2 separate regions of the Homo sapiens genome follow, and region 1 is linked to region 2. The links are chromatin loops, found by intact Hi-C in ENCODE. Cell type or tissue: endothelial cell of umbilical vein. All regions are shown on one strand. Each heading gives the region's core, and the rest is flanking DNA. Links, peaks and the distances in the headings are about the cores only.

Evidence for each region. A loop is a pair of places that touch in the nucleus more often than their neighbours do. Peaks named below come from ENCODE experiments on the same cell type or tissue, not always from the same donor. Only the 100,000 strongest peaks of a DNase experiment are listed, where the experiment ranks them.
Region 1: it touches region 2 in a loop (3-fold over the local background); 1 of 110 quality-filtered maps calls a loop at or near these places.

The regions. Positions count from the first base shown.
Region 1 is chr6:79,753,914-79,759,305 of GRCh38, forward strand. No RefSeq gene overlaps it. Among named protein-coding and RNA genes, the nearest start is that of LINC01621, 56 kb to the right of the region's middle. In endothelial cell of umbilical vein, for the core only: no CTCF peak of the experiment used is centred there; a DNase peak (open chromatin) is centred at 2,268; H3K27ac peaks cover 1,268 bases.
Region 2 is chr6:79,568,753-79,574,144 of GRCh38, forward strand. It overlaps a transcript of SH3BGRL2 not described here. Among named protein-coding and RNA genes, the nearest start is that of LCA5, 34 kb to the left of the region's middle. In endothelial cell of umbilical vein, for the core only: a CTCF peak has its summit at 2,183; DNase peaks (open chromatin) are centred at 1,559 and 2,179; H3K27ac peaks cover 407 bases.

The DNA of each region.
Region 1 (5,392 bases), core at 104-5,103, 190 kb after region 2:
AGCTTTATAATGAGCATCCCATTTACTCTGGGAAGGTCTATTTCATTGTCAGGCACATTCTGCAGTGTTTCACATCAATGAGGTAAGAATTAAATGAATGAATAAATTGTTTTCTGAAATACCAAAAGAACTATGTGTAAAGCAATGCCTCCAAGAGAGTGAACGCTGCAAAAATTCAAATAATTGTTTACAGAAGATATGCATAAAGATTGGGAATTATATCTTTGATTTGTGCCTGTCACTACTGTGAGTATCTGTCATATCATTGACCACAAGAGACGATTATGTCTGCCCATCACCATTCAGTTGTTTCAACTTCTCTTCTGAAGGCTCAGCAACAGTCTTCCAGAAATAGAAAAGAAGCCCAAGAATAAAATATTTCCTTTATTTCAACTTTACCATCTTCAGCATGGTCATCTCTGACCACTTTGCACATTGGTCAGTGTTTGAAGCATGGAGAATGCTAGCAGAAAGAATTCCTAGGTATTATGCTTTTAAAAATATCTGCCATTACTAAATGATACCACTGATTTAATGTTTTATTTTCTTGATTCATTCTTTAGTTAACAATTTAATAAGGAAAGCATATTTCAACTCTTTAAAGCTATTATTCAAATTCATTAAAATACTGCATATTCAAACTGAAATTACCATCTACCAACCAGATGTACCATACCTAACATTTTGCACTGCTTTACTCTGTTACATCTGAAACACAAATAAAATCTCCAAGGGGCCACATAGAATAACAGAATGGAAGTTCTCTAATTCTGTTTCCTTCTCTTTCCAATCTCTGTGCTATCATTATTTAATTTTGAGTCACTATTTAAAAGTAGAAATAGGGAGTACCACAATGGTTATGTCCAAATCAAACTTTATTTTTTATAAACTTACTCATCATAAAGAATGCAAATTACTGAATCCCTGTGTGTTGGGAGCCAACTGATTAAAGGAGATTTCTCCAAATTAAGTTCTATATGGAATATTTACTAAAGGATAACAATAAAAATCTATTAATCAGAAGCACATACACACAATAACCAGTTATTATTCAGAACTTAGACCAACAAAAGTTATTTATAGGGAGAAGTATTTTATCACTGACATTACATAGTATTGTCAGTGTGTGGTGATGATAAAAAAGCAGACTGACTTATAGTCAATTTTATTGTTGTTTTTAAATTCTCTACAATTTGCTGCCTATTGCCTGCAAGGGGTGGGCCCTTCCCACCACCCTTGGTACATCTCTGGTCTTGAATGATTTTCTAGCCAAAAGAATCATTTTTAAGGTTTGTGAGCTTGTATAAGAAGAGAAAACTAGTTTCTTGTTTCCTGACTGCTTACTTAGTCATTGAGCTTGATGACCTGCTTCAGTGTTTCCATGTGGGAGAAAGTTGGTATAGCGGCATATCCTGGTGGAAAGGACAGCACTGTCTCCAAAGTTCCAAGTGTGTACCTGTGACTGAGGCCCTCGAGTTGGGCCATGGTGCCTAGGAAAGCTGTTTGGGATAATTCTAGATAATGGAGCTATATCAACAAAAGAATAAGGACAGCGACCTCTTTACCATGGAGGCAGGGTTGTCTCTGTTAACACCATAAAAGGGAAACCAATGTGCTCTGTGTAGCTGCATAAAGACATTTCCATCCTCCCTGACCCAACAGCCCCTCCATGTCCTCCCATCTAAGCCTCCGGAGCTTCAAGCTCATCTGTGGAAGAGATCTTTAAATTAAAGGTGAGATCTTTAAATTAAAGGAGAAACAGAAATTTTAAGTGAAAGAAATTCATTCTTAAGAAAGACAATCACCCTGGTTTAATAACTAAGCAAGTTGACAAGTTATGGAATCAGTCCGATATGTGTTTGAGGTAATCTATTACCTACTTGGAAAAATGCATCTAAGTGGAGTGTCAATAGAGTAGTAAATTTTGGGGGAAAAAAATAGAAACTTTCATTTTTGTACTTGGATATGTTGGAATTCTTTATTGGGCTGTATTCCATTTGCTACAAAATGAGTAAATGCACCTCTGTCCCTTCTCTGCTGCTTGGTGGGAACCTAGAGAGTGTTTTCCGTGTGTGTCTGTGTGTGTGTGTGTGTGTGTCTGTGTGTGTGTGTGTGTGTGTGTGTGGAAATGGGGGTCTCGTTATACTGCCCACACTGGTCTGGAAGTCCTGGCCTCAAGCCATTCTTTGAGTTCAGCCTCTCCAGGTACTGAGATTATAAGCATGAGCCACTGCTTCCGGCCAAGAGTTATTTCCTTAACTGGATTTTGCTCTAGTTGTCCTTCGTTTCCAGGAATTGTGCTGGTCTGGTATATGACTTTCTTTCAGATATTTCCTCCTAACATTTGAGCTTTGAGTTTATCTCCACATCATCTAAGGTTAAAGAGGAGAACAATTCAAAAGGGGAATGAGTTTTGGAGCTTTTTCTAAAGATGTGTGTGCCTCTCACATGCACAAAATTCTCTCTCAAAATTTGAATTAGCCAAAAGCTATCACACAAATCATGGCAACTTGTCTTTCTTCAAATGATATGATTTCCCCTTTTTGTTTTCCAAATATTTATTATATTTTATTTGTTTCCTTTTCAATTGTTCTGTTCCATTTCCTTTGGGAAATACAGAGAAGTGCCCCATAATTTTCTTTTGGACTGGATAATTATAAAGTCCAGATGATTTCTTTTTATGTAAACATCTCTTAAATTGTTAACATACTTAAGTCTCTCATTTAAATGATGACTAGAAATTGTTGAATTTGAGTTATGTATGCTTAAGACATTCCGTCATTAGAATACCAGAAAATCTTTTGAGGCTACTGATTGTATTGGGCTATGAAATTTCCTTCCCTGTGTTTACAGAAACAACAACAAAAAAAACATGCTATTTCAAAAGTATTTTATCTCGGGGCCTATTTATTTCTAAACATGTGCCTATTTATTTCTAAACATGTAGCTATTGAATGCTGTATCTTCTGTGATAAAAATTGTAAACATTTTTTTCTCAACTTTTAGATTCAAGGGGTACATTTTCTGGTTTGTTACAAGGGTATATTGTGTGATGCTGAGGTTTAGGGTACGATTAAACCCTTCACCCAGGTAGTGAGCATAGTACCCAATAGGTGGTTTTTCAACATTCCCCCCCGCCATTCCCTCTTTTAGTCTTCAGTGTATATGGTTCCCATCTTTATGTCCATGTGTACCCAATGTTTAGCTCTCACTTATAAATGAGAACATGCAGTGTTTGGTTTTCTGTTCCTGGGTTAATTCACTTAGGATAACAGCCTCCAGTTGCATCCATGTTGCTGCAAAGGGCATGATTTCATTCTTTTTTTATGGCTGTGTAGTATTCCATGGTGTATATGTCTCATATTTTCTTATCCAATTGCCCATTTATAGGCATCTAAGCTGATTCTATGTTTTTGCTATTATGTATAGTGCTTCCATGAACATACAGGTGCATTTGTCTTTTTGGTAGAATGGTGTAAATATATTTTTAAAAAGAGATACTACACAAATTTTACCATAGTCATTATTAACTTAGAAGGCATTGAACATGGTTTTTAATATTTCAGATGCTAATGAAAATACATGTGCTATAATTAGGAATAATAGAAGAGGATCCAAGGAAAACAAATTTCACGTTTGCCTCACAGGCCAAACCCTATAAGGACTTATAAGGTTCTGGGGTACGTTTGTGTGTTTCTGACTTAAATGCCCAACTGAATTCCCCTCCTGCATTTTGTCATATTTCCGTAAGTGTTACCAGGCCCCTGCTGAACTAGGTCACATAATGCAGCCTCTAGAAATGACAGTCTTTAGAAATACGTAAGAATTTAAGGTGGAAATGAGACTTGAGATAGATAGGGCCAATTGGACTGTCTTTTCACGAACCCAGGGAATGAAACAACTTCTAGAAAGAATATTATCTATATCTTATATTAATAGAACTCCAAATAAAATAATAAAATAATAATAAAAAACAAAATAATAATAATAAAAACAATAAAGTCCTTCATAAGTTTATATCACGTATTAACAGGTTTTAAAATTTATTCTTTTTTTATGACATTCCTGTGAAGTAGCTATTATCATCCCCATTTTATCCATCTTCCATGAGATGGCGGTTGGCCATTTTGAAGTTCACACACTTTAAAAAATTAAAGAGATTTCAAGTATGAACTTCTGATATATAATAAATTTCATATCCTCATTTATCTTGATTTAAGTTTTTAAAAAAATCAAATATCCCCTTCTCTGTCACTCATGTTATATCCTTCTTCTGGCCATAGTTCTAATTCATCTGTTTCTCCTCAGTTGAAGCCAAGTTCCCACAGTTTCAAGAAAAAGGGGAATCTTTTCTGTTTTCATCCCAGGACTCCTGCTGAGACCCATGGAGTAACTATTCTCTTCTCCATCATCTGGCCTCTGCTGTAACAACATCAAATCTGCCCAGGGAAGTTCTCAGAACTCACCAGCGTCTGTTGGTTGGCTCTGTGCCTATTTCTAGCCTTTGGTGGCTAGACTCAGAATGACAGCCAGCCTCCAGTAGTACAAGGTGGAGAATTCCATGAGGGATGGACTCCACCTTGTTCCTCTTTATATTGCCAGCACCTAATACAGTGCCTAGCATGCCTGGCACCTACTAGAGCTTCAGTAAACATTTACTGAATGAACGAATGAATGAGTAAATGAGAAATTTGTATCTCATTCTATTGAGGGAAAAAACTAAAAAACTAAAATGAGAGAGTTAAGCAAATTAGCCAAACTCATGATTGTTAGTGACTAAACCAGTCCTTGAAATCAGATCTATTCACTCCCATTACAATGTGTTTCCTCTGTACATGTAATGTGTGGCCCTGTTGGTCATCTTCTCCATCCCTCTTAATTGCATCCCTAGCAGAGAGATTTCCTTCAGTTTTACTAAGCTCAGTTAGTGGGCCCCCTCTGTGTAATCTCTTGCCCCATCCCCACCCCTTAGAACCTATAATTTCTCCAAAATTGCATTGCTTTCATCATAATGCACCGTGTACTGCACAGTCCCATTTCACCTGGGCAACATGGTGTGTTGTCAGGGAAAAAGCATTTAACCTATATAACCTGCCATAATGTATTCACATCCCTTGCCACAGGAACAGGATAAAACTTTTGTACCTTAGATTAACTATTTTATTACAAAATGACAACAATTGTAAAATTTCAAACTCTTTGGAAGGTGTAAAATGGAAAGTTAAAGTCCTAACTCCCACTACTAATTCTCATCACCTCTTTCCAGATGTGAATGCTATTAACAACATCTTGTGTCTCACCAGGAAGCTGTAGTGCAGAAACAAGCATATATACATATTCTTCCAACAAAAAACGCAATTGGCATTCATACTCAAAAACTATGTTGAATGGA
Region 2 (5,392 bases), core at 151-5,150:
CTGTAGTAGGAATTTTATTGTGGTAAGAGTTTTCATTCTTAAGCTCAGTGGTAGGTGGGAGCAGGCTTATTTTATTTTTCTTATCTATATTGTACATACTTATTTTATATTCTTAGTATGTATGAAATAATTAAAAATGAATTTTTTTGTTACTATGCATAATATGTGTCAATGGAAAGAGTCAAACTGTAGAATATTGGAAGAGATTTATTCTAAGCCAAATATGAGTAAGCATGGCCTGTGACACAGCCCAAGAGATTCTGAGAACATGTGCCCAAGGTGGTCCAGCTACAGCTTGGTTTTATGCATTTTAGGGAGAATTAAGACATCAATCAATACATGTACGATGTACATTGTAAGATGTACGATATACATTGGTTCTGTCCAGAAAGGTGGGACAAATTGAAGCTTGGGGTGGATAGTTCAAGGTCATAAGTCAATTCAAAGAATTTCTGATTGGCAATTGGTTGAAAGAGTTATTACCTAAAGACCTGGAATGAATAGAAGGGAGTGTCTGGGTTAAGATATGCAGTTGTGGAGAACAAGGTTCTTATTCTTATCCAGGTAGCAGGCTTCAGAGAGAATAGATTGTAAATGTTTCTTATCAGACTTAAAAAGGTGCCAGACTCTTAGTTAATTCTCTCCTGGGTCAGGAAAAAGACCTGGTAAGGGAAAGAGATTCTCCCAAGAGACAGCTTTGCAAGGGCATTTCAAAGAAATATATTTTGGGGTAAAATACTTTGATTTCTTTCAGGGCCTGCTATCGGTTATGTTAAGAGTCTGTTTTGTTAGTCTTAAGGTCTCTGTGTTAATGTTAATGCTGGTCAATTGTGCCTGAATTCCAAAGGCGGAAGGGTAAAATGAGGCATGTCCAACGTTCCCATCCTGTCTTGGCCTGAACTTTTTCAGGCCAACAACTTTTTTCAGGTTAACTTTGGAATGCCCTTGGGTCAGGGGGGTGCTTAGAATTTTATTTTTGGTTTACATATGTATTAAGCTAAATAACCTTCTTCTGGTTTGTATCCTAATTCTAAAGTGGGTTTCTTTGCCTAACTTGTCCGAATGCATACCTACAGTAGTCTCTTTAATCACAGTGTCTGCTTGGTTCCAATTACTGTCTGTAAAGGGAATTCTGTCTTTATACCTGTATCTTCCTTTGTAGAGAATTTACACCCAAACTGTATAGAGTAAGACTGTCAATGGGAACACGCAGAAAGGATAGTTTTGCTGAAATTGAGGGCTGAGATTACGGATAAATTGAGAGATTTCTACTTTGCTTTGTGCTGAGTAGCAATGGTTTTCATGTCTACAATTTTTAAATAACATTAAAAATAATCCATTTCCCCTTCCTTTTTCACAACTCTCCCCACACTAAATATCTTTAAGAACATATGGTAGTTACAAGGAAAAGCCAAGTGAATATCTGAAACATTAATGTGCCATGCTGCTATCATTACAAGAATAAAGAAAACTGGGAATCCAGAAATCTCCTAACACAACAACTGTTGCCTGCCAATTCTTATATCAAATAAAAATCATCATCTAGGGCAAGGATGGTTGCACGGTGACTAAGCAGGCAGATGGCAGGTGTGAGGCAAAACACTCTGGAGTGCTAGCTCAAATCATTTTGCATTACTCACTGCTGGAAAGATAGGGAATCAAAAAACAAATTGCACATTGGACTAGGAGTAAAATACTGAAAACTCAACTCACAGAAATATAAAAGGTAAAGAAGACAACCACAATTGTAAATGTCATGTTGTAACTTCTAAAGCAAATTCTTTAGGTCTGCCCTGTGATCTTTCTCTGCCTCCATCTGATTTAAGCCTCCTCTATCTGTCCTTGTGATTCACAAGAAGGTAATTGTTTCTCCACTTTACCAACCCTGCCAGAACTGGGACCACCTGTTTCAAAAGTAACCTGGCTGCATTCCTGAAGGCAATGTTCCAAGGCTAGAGATAAGATGTTAACCACCTCCTTGCCTGGCAAGAACCCATGGTGGTTCACTGCCTTAGCAGTGGGTCAGTTCCTGGGAGTGAGCAAATCTAATTTTCATATATTAGATTCAGGGAAAAAAACAAAAACTCAAGCACTCTGTTTTATTTGCATAACTGCTTTACATATTGCTATCATAAAGGAGATTAGCTTTAACGAATATGAATGTAATTATAGAAAAGGGCCCTAGGTGGAGCCTCAGTACTGGTGGCAACAAATGGAAGAACAAATTGAAAATACATCGAAGCCCTCCAAAAATTACATAATTGCATTTTATAGAACTAACCTGTTTGTTGTTATTGTTGTTTCTCCAGCATAGGAAACAGCTGGATATAAAAAAGATGCTTTGTTAGTTAAGAATAAACCTTAAAAGAGCTTTGTTCTGTAATCAAGAATGAAAGCGCATTAATGCTGGTATTCTGTCTCTGATGGAGTTTCTACAAGGCAGTGTGTATGGTAGAGAACTGTCCCTAACCTTAGCACATTCTCCTGAATGAACGTCTCTCCTTTCTCCTTATAAGGACATTGCCACTTGTTTATCTATTTACACATAGTAAAACCATCTTACATTGTAAAAGAAATAATCAGGATTATTTTTAAGATGACTTGCTTTTATTAGATTATAAACACAGAACCTGTAAGAAGTCAAAATCACTTTTTTCTGGTTTTGTTTTGTTCTGCTTTGCTTTGTTTGTCACCACTGACAAATAACCTAGACAGACTTACTAGGTTTTTTTCCCAGCTTTATTGAGGTATAATTGGCAAATAGAAATTGTATATATTCAAGGTGTACAACATGATGATTGGATATACATGCACACTGTAAAATGATTACCACAGCCAAATTAATTAACATATCCATCACCCAACCTAAGAAATTAAACACTGCAAAAACTTAAAATCTATTGGTAACACCCTTTGATCACAGCCAAGTCCCTTTACCTTCATGGCATAGTTAATTTGGTGTTTATGATTTAAGTATATGTATAAAATTGTACTATATACATATATATCATTAAATAAAACATAATGTATCAATACTTCTAAACTTATATACTTGGTTACATACTATATGTGTGTTCTGCAATTTCTTATTTTCTCAGCATTATGTTTGTGAGGTTTACCCATAATGATCTAAGAAGCTCTATTCATTTTTTAAAAAATAAACTCTTTTTTTGGAATAATTTTAGACTTTCAGAAAAGTTGCAGAATACAGAGAATTTCCATACACCATTCCCCCAACCTCTTCTAATTTTAATATCCTACACAACAATGGTACATTTGTCCATACTAAGAAATTCACATTGGTATGTTTTAATTACCTAAACCACAAACTTTATTTGGATATCACCAGTTTTTCCACTAGTGTCCTTTTTCTGTTCCAGAGTTCAATCCAGAATACCACATTGCATTTAGTATTAACTCATTTTTTCTGCTGTATGATTACACTACAATTTATTTCCTCATTATGTTGATAGATGTTTAGATTTCATTAATGTACCTGATGATATCGTTGTATACACATATGATATCTTCGTGCACGTAATATGTAAAGCATGCTCTTCAAAGTAGTAATATCAATTTATTTACAGTCTCACAAATATATTAAATTTCCCACTGCTCCAAATTCTTTCCAACTCTTGGTATCATGAGATTACATTTCTACCAATTTTATGGGTATAAAATGGCATCTATTTTTATTTTATTTTATTTTATTTTATTTATTTATTTATTTTGAGACATAGTCTCACTCTGTCGCCCAGGCTGGAGTGCAGTGGCGTGATCTCAGCTCACTGCAAGCTCTGCTTGCCGGGTTCACGCCATTCTCCTGCCTCAGGCTCCCGAGGAGCTGGGAGTACAGGCGCCCGCCACCACGCCCGGCTAATTTTTTGTATTTTCAGCAGAGATGGGGTTTCACTGTGTTAGCCAGGATGGTCTCGATCTCCTGACCTCGTGATCCGCCCGCCTTGGCCTCCAAAAGTGCTGGGATTACAGGCGTGAGCCACTGCGCCTGGCCTATTTTTATTTACAATTATTCTATTACTAGTGAGATTGAGCATTTTCATGTGTGTTCATGTTAATTGCTATTTGATTTTTTGGTAGGGATTTGTAGACATTTTATATATATGTACACATACTCTATGCTAAATATTTGTTGCCAATATGCATTGCAAATGTCTTCTCTAGTTAGTGGTTTGTCTTCTCTCACTTTTTAAAATGGTGTCTTTAGATGCACAGACATTTTAAATGTTAATGTGGTCTAATTGATTCATAATCTTTTCCTTAAAGGTTTCATTTTCTATTTATTGATATCAAAATCTTTCCCAACTCTGAAAGCACAAAAATATTCTTCTATACTTTATTCCAAAAGTTTGAAGATTTTACTTTGTATATGTTGGTCTTTACTTGAGGCAGATTTTGTACATCATGTGAGGTAGAAATCCAATTTTATTTTTCCCTCTGTATAGATACCCATCATCTCAGCAGTATTTATTAAATGGTTTATCTTTCCCTACTGATCTGCAATGCCACTGATGTTAAATCTCAAGTTTCCATACGGGCCTGGATCTGTTTCTGGATTCTTTGTTCCTTCCACTGTTCTCTTTTCCCTATTCTTTTGCTAATACCACACTATTGTAATTATAATATTTTTATTATTAAGTCTTAATATCAGGATGAGGTCCCACTTTGTAGTTTTTCTTCAAGAGTGACCTGGTTATTTTTGCCCTATGTTCTCTCATTTCTTTGGAAGGATTCTAATGACTCCTTCTTTGTTAAAGTCCACAAAACAAAACAAAAACTTGGTGGAATCTGGAATTGTGATGAATTTGAAGGAAAATTGATATCTTTATGTTCCGAGTATTTGTATCCACATACATGATATATTAGTAGGTCTCTTTTAAAGTATCAATAAAGGCTTATAAATTTTTCTTAAAGTCTGCACAACTATTGGTAAATTTTTGATACCTTATTTTTGTTTTTAAATGTTACTTTAAAAATTATATTGTATAACTATTGCTGATGTAGAGGAATGCAATTGATTTTCATACATTTAAACTTGCTGAATGTATTACTATGTTTAACAATTTGTCATTAGTTTCTTTTGGGTTTTCTCTGTGGAAATTAATTTTTTGCAAATAACACAGTTTCAATTCTTCATTTGCACCCTTTGTATGTTTTATTTGTGTATTTCCTCTTGAATTCTCTAATTACTAGGTACAAGATTCTATGTGTGTCTGTTTGGGTCAGCTATTGCTGTTGTTGAGTAGGAAAAATAATTTTTCTCCTGAGCCCCTTATAGTTCTTAGCTAGAACACCGCTAACAAAAAGCAGATTAAGAGGAGAAAAACAAGTTTATTCATGCTTGCAGAGCACATCATGTGGGAGAATCCTGCCT